Regions from separate parts of the Homo sapiens genome. Here region 1 is linked to region 2. The links are chromatin contacts, found by Hi-C or POLR2A ChIA-PET in ENCODE. All regions are on one chromosome and are shown on one strand. The core of a region is the stretch at or near the end of the contact, and the rest is flanking DNA. Distances in the headings are between cores, read along the strand shown. Region 1 overlaps PARP9 (poly(ADP-ribose) polymerase family member 9). Region 2 holds the start of HCLS1 (hematopoietic cell-specific Lyn substrate 1).

Region 1 (2,700 bases), core at 31-2,530, 870 kb before region 2:
GCAAAACTTGGGGTAAATGTTGAACATAGACAATTACTGGGGATAAAAATAGAGAAATGAATCCCTACCAAGAAGCCTTTTGGGGCAATCAGGAAAGTGATGATCAGTATAGTCCCTTCATTAGCAAAGTCTTAAAAAATCTATAATTTCCATTTGCTCCTAAAGCTGGCTTCTCTGCAATCCCCACCCACTACTTCTACTTAAATTACTTTCATTAAGATCATCGCTGTGCTCTTACTTTCCAAATCTAGTGAGTATTCTCTTTTCAGTCCTGTGACAGACTCTGCTACTTGCCTACCCAACATCTATACACATCTTTCTTACTAAAACATCTAAGACACCCACTATCCTCCCAAGGAATATGGTCCCAAGGTCTTAGCCAGACTCATCATCAGCTCAAGTTCAGGCAGTTCTCTCTTTATTTATTTATTTATTTTTCTGAGACGGAGTCTTGCTCTGTCACTCAGGCTGGAGTGCAGTGGCACCATCTTGGCTCACTGCAACCTCCGCCTCCGAGATTCAAACAGTTCTCCTGCCTCAGCCTCCCAGGTAGCTGGGATTACAGGCATGTGCCACCACGTGCAGTTAATTTTTGTATTTTTTTTAGTAGAGACGAGGTTTCATCATGTTGGCCAGGCTGATCTCCAGCTACTCGTGATCCGTCCACCTCAGCCTCCCAAAGTGTTGGGCTTACAGGTATGAGCCACCATGCCCAGCAGGCAGTTCTCTCTTAAAGCTTAAAGGCAAGATACTGCCCCCAACATACTCATTATATAGTGATATAAAAAGGAGCGGGAAAACTGCAATGAAAACTCTCATGTTGAAAGGGGAGAAGCAAAACACACAACAGCCACTGGCTCACACCACTTATCTACATGCTGCCGAACAGGTATAGAGAGGACTCCCTATTCCATGTTGTAAAACCTTTATTTTGCACTCTGGGAAAATCTTCCTTATATATTGTGGCCCTTGGCTATTTCCAGGTTCATTGCCTATCAGGGAGCCATGGATTTTCTCACAGGCTAGAATGTGCTCAGGCTGTTGCAACCAGGCTTGTGGTTTCTTCAGCAATACAGTTCCTTTAAAAATTCAGTGGGCACGAGGCCTAATTTCTTCTGGTTAAGTTTATGTCTTTATAACCTAACCACAGATCTTGTCTCCATATAGTCTTTCAACTCAAGATTTTGGTCTCTTACCTGCTGTCTGTGTGCTCTGCCCTTCTCCCTATCCCTTAGCTTAACAGCCACTGCCTTGAGGCAATTCAGACATGACTCATAATGTGACCTGCACCAATTGACTCATCTCTGTAGGCTAGAGAGAACTCTTAACAGAAGGTGCCAGACAAGCCCAGGAGACACCAATCTTGCTACCACTGAAGCTGTTGTTATTTGGAGTACAAAAGCTCTTAGCTTTTTCAGCCGTGCAATATTCCAAATTATAGGACTCTCAGTCAATTTAGATGGCCACCCACAGGCAAAGGAGACAGAACTTCTGTTAACAAACCTTTATTTTCTTTTTTCTATTTATGTTTGCATTCCAACCAGTTCTGAATAAATCTCTTGCTTGTAGGACTTGGTTGAGTGCAGCAAGAAGGCATCTACACATGCAGTTTCTTACTGGGTTGATTCATTTGTTCCACAGGTATTTATTAAGCACATTCTATGAATCAGGCCCTGTGCTAGGGGTACTAGAAATAGAGTGTAAATAAAAAACCATAGAGTTCTTGCCCTTACAATTTATAATCTCACGAGTTCACCTGTTGCCCATTCTTTATCTTCTCTCTTTTTTCCTCTACGATGTCCCCCTTGGTGATGGCACCTGTTCCCATGGCCTCAACTCCTACCTCAATGATGACGACTTAGGAATTTCTAACTCTTAACTCCCTACCTCTCTCCTGACCTGCAGGTTCATATGTCTCACTCTCTTTTTGACATCTTTACCCAGATGTCCCATAGGTAACTCAAATTGATCCCTTTTCTTGGTCATGATTTTCCCTAAGAAATATGCCCTTTGTTTGCTGATTCTCCCTAACCTGGTTAGTATCATCACCATCTACCTACCAGGTTTCCTAAGGCTGAAACATTATCATCCTCCATTCCTCCTTTTCCCTCACCCTTATACCCAGGCATTCACCCAGTCCTAGTGATTCACTCTCATGAAGATCTCAGCCCAGTTTCACCTCTCTATTCCTACTGCCTTAGTTAATCTTCCTTCAGACCTAGACTATTACTAGGTCCTCTCCTTGCCACAAAACACACCCCTACCTAATCTATCCTTTACCACCAGAATTATCACGCTAAAAATTACATTCTTGCTTAATATCTGTATTCCCAGTTGCCTACGGGATAAAAGCCCAAACTCCTTAGCAGAGAATATAAGGCCCTAGCTCCCACATTATTTCAGCAGTCATCACCCACTATGTTCCTCAAGACTGCAGCCATTAACTTTTTAGAGTTCCCTAAACATGCTGTTTACTTTCATGCCTCTATCCCGTTGTCTGTGGAATGACTTCCCTCCTTGCCCTTTTCAGTGCTACAAACCCCTATTCTTTAAGACATAGTACAAATGGCATCTCCTGGTTGGCATCTTTCCTGCAGGCCTACAGGCCTAGTAAGTATCTTCCTCCTCTGTGCTCCTGCATACCTCCATTCCTTTGTTATGACATCTATAACTTTAATAAGTACTAAAATCTGTAGTCCT
Region 2 (2,700 bases), core at 124-2,623:
TTCTTGGTGTCATCTCTGATTAATTTCTATATTTTCTCTAGAGAACTATGTACCTGGATGGTGTGTCACATCATCTAGTCTAAATCGTATTTTGACACTACATGAGGATTCCAAGTGATTTTTCTCTTGTACAAACGTACTCTTCCTTATCATAACTTTGGTACCACCATGATAAATAGGTAATAAAGTAGAAGGAATAAATAAAGCTCCCCCAGGCATAGAATCCTTAGATTTGGAAGTGACAGAGGCTTCATATTCCTAATGCAGAAAAGTGCCTGTATCATGGGCCAGTTTCATCCAGTCCTGCTTAAACTCCTTGGAGGATGCACCGTTGTGAACAAATCAAGAAGTCCACAATCAAGATTAGGAAAGGCTAGGTCAGATACAATAACAGACACCCTCAAATTCTCAGTAGCCAAAACAAAGGACTATTTTTTAGTGAAAGACTCCAATTCCCCCACATGGTGGATGGGGCTCCACTTGTGTTCTTTCTCACTCAGGGACCCAGTCTGCTGGAGGAGCCAATATGGAGAATTGCAGGTTGCCTTGGGCAGTGGTGAAAGCATGGCAAAGCTTGCAGTGGTCTTACGGCCTCCGCCAGAAAGTGGTATCTGTCACTGGCCAAAACAAGTCACCTGAGTAAGTCTGACTTCAAGAGGGAAGGGAGGGGCAGCAAGTCTTGACACGCAGTAAAACAGGATACCACAAAGACCTTCTTCCATCAGCTGACCAGCACCTGGTTCTTTCAGAATTCTTCCTACGCTCTAGAGCCAAATCTTTAGTTTGTTAGCTCAGACTCCACAGTGCCCCAAACAAGCTAGGAAACTCTCCTTCCATGTCTTGCCTTTTCCCTCATGAGTTATTCTCTTCTGGCATTCAATTGGTCGACGTTTATTTGAACATCTATATGAAAACTCCACTTTTAAGTGCTGTGGGTAATATAGGGGTGAGTTTCTTTTTAAGTCTTATGCTTCAAAACCCACATATAAATCACTTTTCCCATAAAGCCTTTCTTGATGAATACACCCAATACCAAATGCTCTGAATTCCTTTACTGTCTCAAATGTAACTGCCACCCTATTTAGGACACAATGCTGTTCTACAGCATTCTCTAATGTGTTTTCTGGTTGAATGTTTGTTTCTCTCACTGGATTACAAACTCAGAGTCAAAGCAGCATTTTCTATGACTGCTCTATGACCCCCATTGTCAAAACCTTGCAAAAGACCAGGCACAGAAACATTTAATCCTTTTAAAATTTAAGTGTCTAAAGCAGAAGGAACTGACTCAAATTTCAGGAAGTAGCTGTGAGGATGGGGTGGCAGGAAATGACGAAAACCTGAATACGGAACTGAAGCAGCAGCTCAGTTTCTCACTCCGAAGTGGCAGCAGCCAGAGAGGGAGTCGGTGTGGACGCGAGGAGCCGGGCGCTTAGAACAGAGGCTTGCACAGGTGGAGGTGGGTACTCTGAGCCATGGGACAGTTGGGAAACACAGAGTAAGAGTTGAGGAGGAACCTACCTGGCTCTTAGTCCTTGGTGATGGGCAAGGTCACCACTAGTAGGCTTTTATCCTTTTATGGCCAGAAGGCCTGGTTGTGAGTGGTTGTAGCAAATCAGCATCTGGAGATAGAAACAAAAGGGAGGGGCTTAAACCCAAGGCAAGTGTTTCAGGAGCCATCTAGCACCAACATCAAGCAAAGTGTTGCCTGGTTTCTGCTGACAATCTACAACCCACTCTAAGGCCTGTCTCCCCTAGGTACTGAGCTGGGAGGAGGACCACAGGAGACGAAAACAGTGTCTGCCCTTGAAGAGCATATGGTCTCAGGGAAACAAACCCACACAGGAAATGTAACAGATCAGGAAGTAGTCACTGATGTACACTAGCACTGAGTACCAAGTGCTGATGGAGCCCAAGAGAAGGCATGATTGTTCTGCTGGGGCTAGTTTCTGTGTTCGTAGATCACAGAATCTCAGAATGTCAGAAATCAAGGAGACCACAGATGAGCTACGTTAACCCCTTCATTATTTTCCACTGGGAAAATCAGAGATAATTGCTGATTTGCCAAATTATTAAAGTTAGTATTTCTTAATCGCCTGGTCTGATACCTGGCAAATGAGTACCTACTCTGTTGATGCCCTTGTGATGGTCCCTCAGAGGCTTAGTCACAGAGCTGGGGTGACAGCCAGGGCTTCTGACTCCCAGTCTGTGTACTTTGATGCAGGAGGTCAGCATCGCAACAAGGCCTCACCAGATTACTCTCTGGTTCTCACCTCTAGATAGCACTTCTTACCTTTCTGGTTTCTGGTCAATAGGTCAAGGATATTAGATAAATTGTCTCTATTTCAGAAACTCTTTATTTCAAAAATGGGTGAATGGGAGAGTCAGGCTGAGGCCTCAGAGGAGCCACAGGAAGGAGGATGGGACCATCAGTCCTCATTGCTTCCTTATTGCTCATGACTATTTCAGAAACTTCTCCATTCCAGTTTTCTGTGTGACAGTCCTTTTGTTGTTGCACAGCAGCCCAGGAGCCAGGGGATGAGAAGCAGAGGGGTAGTAAGGATGCAGGTAGTAAGGATGTTTTGCTGTCTCCAACCGCATCAGGGAAAGCCAAGCTGCTTTCAGCCATGACTCCCGGCTGACTCAGTCAATATCTCTCCGGTGTCCCCTTAGCATCTCTTTAACTGATTTACCCAGACTTCC

What was found. Hi-C counts contacts between places; a loop is a spot of excess contacts on that map. ChIA-PET counts read pairs that join two places held with the same protein, here RNA polymerase II (POLR2A).
Region 1: a loop to region 2 is called in a map of breast epithelium, with 7 times the contacts of the local background. The contact joins the enhancer-like site here to the promoter of HCLS1 in region 2. A Hi-C loop is called at or near these places in 1 of 168 maps with a recorded cell type or tissue (breast epithelium). POLR2A ChIA-PET finds 5 or more read pairs at or near these places in 2 of 52 experiments (GM12878 and naive thymus-derived CD4-positive, alpha-beta T cell).

Annotation. Positions count from the first base shown.
Region 1 is chr3:122,532,616-122,535,315 of GRCh38, reverse strand. The region is part of intron 10 of PARP9 (poly(ADP-ribose) polymerase family member 9); the gene reads left to right. All of the region lies in intron 4 of LOC105374071 (a long non-coding RNA gene), which reads right to left. Among named protein-coding and RNA genes, the nearest start is that of KPNA1, 19 kb to the right of the region's middle. RefSeq lists a silencer at 1,140-1,434. Within about 2 kb of position 1,280, at least 2 of the 41 ENCODE cell types and tissues checked have a DNase peak (open chromatin) inside an H3K27ac peak, as active enhancers do.
Region 2 is chr3:121,659,576-121,662,275 of GRCh38, reverse strand. HCLS1 (hematopoietic cell-specific Lyn substrate 1) reads left to right here and starts at 1,373. Exons shown (of 14, transcript NM_005335.6): 1 at 1,373-1,456. RefSeq lists enhancers at 1,101-1,150, 1,341-1,530.